Regions from separate parts of the Homo sapiens genome. Here regions 1 and 3 are each linked to region 2. A link is a loop called in an ENCODE intact Hi-C map of the cell type or tissue named here. Cell type or tissue: Caco-2. All regions are shown on one strand. Region 1 overlaps LOC105372130 (a long non-coding RNA gene). Region 2 overlaps TCF4 (transcription factor 4). Region 3 overlaps LOC105372130 (a long non-coding RNA gene).

Region 1 (2,500 bases), 180 kb after region 2:
GATCCCTGTTGCCTCAATAGATGAATTTATCATTTTAGTTCCTATTTTTCCACCTTACTTATCAAGTCCATAAATATATCATTAAAGACATGTTAATGCCATAATGGAATCCAGATACAATATTGTTATATCTTTCATTAATTGATTAGTCTTATTTTAAAAATGGATTTTTGGATTTACTTGTTTTTAGTGAAATATATAGCTCCCAGTGATCAGTTCTTCTTGTCAAAGTTTATTCACGTCAACTGTTAAGAATTCATTAGAAAATGTTAATGAAGATAAGGATTAAACTCAGTAGTCCCTAGTTTCTGAAATTTGCATTTTTTCCTACCCCCGTCCTCCCCCAACTTTTATTTTTTGGAAAGAAAATGTTTTCTTATATTGTTCTGGTATGTATCTCTCCCCTTCTCCATTATTTTTCAAAGACTGTTGACATTGGTTTTGTGATCATACCTCTAAAGCACTTTAAGCATCCAGAGATGTAATTTGTTTGAGCCTGGAGATTTGAATGCAGTCAACATGTTTAGGTGCAATCATTGCTCCAAGCTTACTTAATGCTATTTATTCTGTCTATTCAAGGTTGATGATCATGATCCTGTAGTGAGCACATAAGTAAAGTAGGAGTTAAGCAGTGTTGCTTTCCTTAGAGTCTTTTACCCAGAATAACATTTAACCTATTAACAACCCTATGGCAGGGGAATGAACACGCAATGGAAGCTGGAGATAGACATCTGGGAGGCCTCTGTAGGGTAAGTGCTTGCTCGCTGAATATCAGGCCTCTTTTATCCTAAAGGAGATCTCAGGGGCTTCAGCTCTTTCTTGTTCGCCTAACTATAAACATAAGTCATTGTAGTGTTGCCCTGTAGTAAATTCCACACACTGATAGGAACCTGTTTGGGCTTTAGCTTATCTTTTTCTGCATTTGTTTTGATTTCACTATAGATTGTTAGCTACTTGAAAACACTCACTCTTTCTTAGACCACTTTTTGTCACCCTAGTTCATAGCAACCCGTATTTGGCACTGATGATGGACATGCCTGTCATATTTTGATTAAATTATTTCTTAATGAAAATTCTAATAATTATTTTAAAAGCTTGGACATTGGAGCTTTTTGGCCTAAAAAAACTCTTTATATAGAAGCGTATCTTTGGTTATTAACCTTTCCCTCCATTTTCCCTAATACACACAAATTCCTGTAAATGTCTTGCAAATTCTGCTTGGCCAAACACCATCTTAAGAGTTCAAGTGGAAGTTTAGGATCACATTTCTATTATATCTTTGGAAACTTGGGCAGTCTGGATTTGGATGCCGCAATTAATCTGATGAACATTTGATTTTTAGAAAGGTTTACTATATACTTCAGATTCAATGGTAAAACTGGAGCTCAAAGAGAGATAAGAGATCAGAGAATCACAGTGGAAAGAAAAAAAAATTACACACACACAAAACCAAACCTCAGAGGAGAGGCTTAGCCTGGTGTGTCATCACATTTGTCTTGCAGAAATGAATGGTTTAATAGATCCTAGAACTCGGGTCAGCAGGATCCACCTGCTGATGGAGCTCTGGCTGTTCTAGGGTGGGCCAGAGTGGGTGAGACACCTGCTCATTTAAGTTCCAAAGGTTTCCTGAGTCATATTACAAACACATTCCTGAAGAATTGCATTGAGCTGCTTTTAAAGCAGTTTATATCACTGCAGTAATGGGTAAACTAGCTATTTTGACACATTGTAAAAGAATGTTTTTGAAAAGAGAAACACTAGTGGTGAAAACAGAAAAATGATTGAGGGACGTTGCATTGTAGCTGCACTCAGTGTTGATGTAGGTGTTTAAACAGCCAGTTCCCAACTCACTATTTAAATACCTATATTCTGAATTAGTTATTCACCAGGGAGAGATGTTGAAGAGAAGCAAAAATGATACAATTAAGTTACAAATATAGGAGATACAGTCCAAAATATCCCAACTGTCCTCTTTTTCTTCTTTAACGAGTGTCATTATATTTTGATGTGTTTAATAATACGGCAGAGGTTAAATGAAACATGAAAAAGGGATGTACATTAAAATTGAGATAACTCTTCCTTCAGTGAAGTGGAACCCAGCAGATGTAGCAGCACACTGTAATTGCTGCCTGTTTCCTGTCAGTCTGATTAAGTTGCATTGTCCCAGCTCCAAGTGTAAGAATCAGTGGCTTCCCATAGGGCACAGCATGGGATGACGGGCTGAGACAGAGGCATAACTACATGCACTCCTGCTTCTCCTGGTAATAGTGTAGACATACAATATACATTGATGACATATAAAGTCAATAGGCTGTGTAGTGCATTAGGAGCACACGATAATCTATCTTCTTGGAGTTCCATCCCAGGAAAGCCAAATCCACAATAACACCCTGAAATCTAAGGCTCAGTGGACTAACCTACTAGGTCCAGAGTCAGTGACTTGAACATTCATTTTTTTAAAGAAACACATAGATTTAAATGTAATCTAAATTTGGCCAGA
Region 2 (2,500 bases):
GCACTGGGCAACATTTCTAATGGGTTTCTATACCCAAAATTCTGTGATTCTAACATAATGGGTTTAACGCCACTGTACTTCTTTTAACCTGTTAAATTACTCTGCCCTTTACAAAAAGCCACAGAACCCTTATGAATTATACCATTTACGATTTTAAGGGTGTTTTCACTCACTTATACACACACACACAATATTAAGCAGCTCTCCTCAACAAATATCTTTAAGGGGAAACCAATTTTTTTTTCATGCCATCACTATGAACTCAAAACTAATTCAGGATGTGACCACGTTAATTTTCTGTATCATACAAAACTACCCACCGGACTGATTTTTTTCCGCCTCAATGAATTCACTAAATTGGCATATTATGTTGGTGTCATGTGGATATAGGTTAGCTAACTTAGGTAAATTTCAGGCAATACTTTCCTCTTCCAAAAATGACCCACAACAGAGATGTGGTGTGTTTTAACGCTGCTCTTAATTGTTCAAACACTCGTTCATTTGACAATCTTTTAACAATACCTGAACACCTCAGTAAAACTAAACAGTCACAGGGGAAAAAGCTCAACTTTTAAACTAAGGGAGAAAGATGTAGTATCTGTCATAGACCAGCAGTAAATACATGTAACAGATGTGACCAGACCTGATCTAACAAGTTCTTTAGAATGTATCATTTTAGTGGCCCAACTTTAAAACGACTTTTTAAAAAGATGTCAAAGCTAGGATGTTTATCTTTTCCTCACAAGAGTCAAAAGTAACCAAATAAACTGTCCTTCTGCTATATCAGAAAATTAAGTCCATACTCATCAATAAATTATAGACTCTTTAGATGATTTTCTTTTTTTGGTAACTTAGGTATCCTACTTTTCAATGAGAATAATTTTCCAATCATCCAGGCATGTGGATGCTTTTAGTTTGTTTTAAGATCAATGATATAACGGATATTAAATCCCTTTGTTTAAGTTACCATATAGGTTATAACTATTTCTTAAAAATAATTCCAGAGCCCACCAATTTTCCCTGTTAAGGTCATCGAAGCTCTGAACCATCATGGCTGAATTGTTTTAGTGCTTTCTGCTGAACACCTGCAAACATCAAACAAAAACTGCTAGTCCTTTCCTGGGTTGACAAAAGCCTTTCATGTGAAAAATGCTCCCTGGGAATGTCAGGCTGTAGCTCAGGTTACATTCCATTCTCCCTAGCAGCCTCACCATTTCTTAAGGTGGTAGGAAAAACCATGTTTGTGAAATGAAAGATTAAAGGGAATATGGCCACACTTTATTTTTATTCTCACATTGCAAATCACTATGGAGCATCCTATATTAATGGAATCAAAAGCTATTGGGAACTTTAAGCATGAATTATTACCATGCCTCACTTTGAAAAACCATAGCTGATTTTTCAAATAGGAACAGTCTACTTATAGTTTAGATCTTTCCTAAATCCAAGTTTCAAAGCAATCCATGAAAGGGACATCTGAGTCCACTCAAGACAATGGATATTAACTTGAGGTAAATTTAGAAAATTATTTCTCTCTCCAAAGTTTCCTAGTTGATCCTTCCAATTAAAGGGCAAAATGCAGTATTCATGATTTTTAAAATGTATTACGCTTTTTAAAAGATTTAACTCTTTTAAGTGGAAATACAACCCGTTTTCTTAACTAACAGCCCTGTGTTCAAATACTATCTTGATAGAGGAAAACTGAACACTCCAATCTGTACCCTACATATTATAATCACCATCATACTACATGAAATGAATACCCTGCATTCTCATTCAGGCTGCCAGAATAAAAGGACCATTACACTTTTTACCCTTACAAGTAAACATTTGGTCCTGAAAACACCATTTCTGGTACAACGTAACTTAAAGTTCCACACCTTCAAAATAATCACTGTGTATGCATTAGAAGCAGTGTAACATGACTTATTAAGAGTGAAGTCTCTCTCCAGGTTTGCATGCATGAACATATGTGTGTATGTGTATGTGTGTATGTGTGTATGTGTGTGTGTTATTGTCTTCAGAACTGTGTAAGTGTTGATATATCATCACTTACCAAAATGCATTAATACATATTCAACTTATTAAGCCTGTACTCTCTATAAACATTTAAACATCACAGCAAGAACTTTATTTAAATGTGAACATAGAAAATGGATCAGACATACAGTTGTCTTTTTAAATGTAACACAATCTCATATTTCTAAACACCTTACTTTATTAAATATCTAATGTAATATACTTAAGTTATTCTAAATGCATATTTTCACAACATTGCAAACTAGTTTTTTAGCATTGACTTTAAAAGTAGTCTATCTCTGTGTCTGTCTGACATAAGCTACTTTTAGATTGAAACTGAATACACATTTTTAAGTTAAGTCATAAAAAAATTACTGTCAAAAACAGTTAGTTTTGATCTTGTCTAACATGAAAAATTAATTTGCCCACAAAAGATACTTGTCCTTACCTTTACATCAAACATGCATATTAATATTTTCCA
Region 3 (2,500 bases), 170 kb after region 2:
CATATACATAAACTTATTTAACACAGTCTGAAAAGACAAACAACATTATTTTCAATATTTTGTTTGTGGGTTTCTTTTGCTATTATACATCCCCATTGTTGAAATAAACATGTCCTTTGCCTAAGAGTCTGTCTCTCTAGATCTTCTCATGGGCCTTTTAACCACAACTCAGTTCCTGTTCAAATGTCACCTTCTCAGAGAGAAACTCCCTCTGTCATTCTTTTTCTTCCTAATTTATTTCATAGCACTTATCAGTATCCGAAATTAAATAACACGATTCGCTTATTTGTTCATATAACTTTTGTGAGGGCAGGGATTTTTCTGCCTTGTTCATTACTATATTTCTAATAGTGACACCAGCACTTTGTCATGTGTGGGGATGCAGGAAATATTTGCTTAATAAATGAGTGAAACCCTCCAATACATTTTTTCTCTGTAGGCTAGAGTTATACATTGTGGAAATGCAAAGTCAAAGGTTACACACAGATAATTTTTTGCCAGATAGTAGCAAATTGCTTTACCAAAGGTTGTACCAATTTAGATTCTCACTGACATTCTTGTTTCCTCTCACTCTAGTCAACATTGTTTTTAGAAATACTTTTCAATCTTCAGCAAGTTGTTATATTTGCATGTCTTTAAATATGGCATATATTCATGGAAAATAGCTAGTTTTCGCTTGTATGAGGTTGGTGGGGGGAAGTGGATGGAGGCGTCTGGTAAAATGATACACCTCCTTGCTGTGGAATGTACTGCACCAACTTGGGCGTTTAATGCCACCACACCTTGGTGATGGCTGGAGAATTCATCATCCCTTCTCTGCCAAACAACATCCTAGTCATTCTTCGTTCAAGGACCTGCTCAGAGGCTGCCATTATTCCTATGAAGTCTTCATTCCTCCCCGTTCCCCCATCTCACCCAGTCAGAACCAACCACTTTTCCTCAGTGTTCCCACAGTACGACCACAGTGACTCTACCTAGTCTGACTTGGCCAGCTGAAGGCTTGTCTGACCCTGCCTTCCACACAGTGCCTCCCACCTATCTGTAGTGTCTTCCAATGATAACAAAACACAGCATTCTTGAGACCCAAGGGCACTTTCTCTCTTCAGAGAGTCTGGCTGACTAACAAGCTGCCAAACTCTCACTCTACTCTCTTTGGAGTGCTCCCGCCTGACCTGGCCCCTGAGGGTGCTGAGCACACGGCCATAGAGATAACACTAACATGGAGCATAGTAGCGGGTCAGCCCTGAATGTCATCAGCCTCCAACACTCCCAGGCATGAGGAGGCATTTTAAGCCCACCTGGGGCTTTTGTCAGTACTTTATCTGTGTCACCCATATCTCCTCAAAGTATGGGAAAACAAAACCACAGTGGCTTATCAGGAGTCGTAATTCCTTACATCTCCCTTATCACCTAAGATTACCCAATCCTACCAGAGCTTTCAGGGATCTGTGTGGAGGATAACAAAACCTCTCAGTAGCAAGTGGTCTTATCACCCTAGCAGCCCTTGAAGGGTCGAGAGAGGCTTTAATTTCTACCCTGGTATTTTTCCTGATATACTTTCCACTTTTCTAAGAGGCCTGGTCTTATAGCATAGTTTGATTGTCTTTAGAAAACTTCTAGCCTCAAATTTCTATGGCTTGTAAGTTAGGAGCAAGTATGTAGCCACAGCTGTGATTTAGTAAGTGTTTCCTATGTTTCAGTCTCAAATTGATCTCATTTCATCTTCACAACTACCCTGGGAAAAGATACTAGTGCCATTGTATATAGTTTTAGAGACGGGGTCTCACTGTGTTGCTCAGGCTAGTCTCAAACTCCTAGCCTCAAGTGATCTTCCTGCCTCATCCACCCATGTAATTGGGATTACAGCTGGGAGCCACCACACCCAGCTTAGTGCCATTTAATAAATGAGGAAACTGAGGCTCTGAACAAGGAAATGGTTCTTCCAAAGTCACACAACTTTTAAATGTCAGAGCATGAATCTGAAGCCAAGTCTGCTATGGACTGCCAAGCCTAACATAACCACTGTGCTAGGTAAGAGGTAGTACTGAGTAGGGGTTAGCATGCTGGATTCTGGAACCTGGCTGTCTGAGTTTGAATTTTGACACTGCTGTTTACTAGCTGTGTAACCTTGGGCAAGTTACTTAACTTCTCTGTCCCCCCAGTCCCTCACCTATAAAATTAGATTAATAATACCTATTTCATGGAGTTGAGAAAAAACACACACAAATATACATACATCCTCGGTTCAGTGTCTACTCTATAAATGACAGCTATTACTAATTGATTTCCATTATCAAATGGAACCTGCTGCCTCTTTGAAACAAGGTAAAGAAGAATTAAAGCAGTTACCCAGATGAGTCAAAAAAAAAAAGTCAATATATAGAAGAAAGGAGAAAGACATAAGACAAAATAGCAGTGTTCATGTTTGATTGGTTGCCTTGTTTCTTCTTTCTTCTATTCTTCCTTTTTTGTGGAAGTATAACCATTTCCCTTTTTCTTT

The links. Peaks named below come from ENCODE experiments on the same cell type or tissue, not always from the same donor. Only the 100,000 strongest peaks of a DNase experiment are listed, where the experiment ranks them.
Region 1: it touches region 2 in a loop (4-fold over the local background); 20 of 110 quality-filtered maps call a loop at or near these places.
Region 3: a loop joins it to region 2, with 7 times the contacts of the local background. A loop is called at or near these places in 5 of 110 quality-filtered maps.

The regions. Positions count from the first base shown.
Region 1 is chr18:55,761,850-55,764,349 of GRCh38, forward strand. The region is part of intron 2 of LOC105372130 (a long non-coding RNA gene); the gene reads left to right. Among named protein-coding and RNA genes, the nearest start is that of LINC01415, 19 kb to the right of the region's middle. RefSeq lists a silencer at 1,389-1,683. In Caco-2, no CTCF peak of the experiment used is centred here; a DNase peak (open chromatin) is centred at 1,562.
Region 2 is chr18:55,581,361-55,583,860 of GRCh38, forward strand. The region is part of intron 3 of TCF4 (transcription factor 4); the gene reads right to left. Among named protein-coding and RNA genes, the nearest start is that of TCF4, 5.6 kb to the right of the region's middle. RefSeq lists an enhancer at 821-1,415. In Caco-2, no CTCF peak of the experiment used is centred here; a DNase peak (open chromatin) is centred at 1,151.
Region 3 is chr18:55,747,246-55,749,745 of GRCh38, forward strand. The region is part of intron 2 of LOC105372130 (a long non-coding RNA gene); the gene reads left to right. Among named protein-coding and RNA genes, the nearest start is that of LINC01415, 33 kb to the right of the region's middle. In Caco-2, no CTCF peak of the experiment used is centred here; a DNase peak (open chromatin) is centred at 1,236.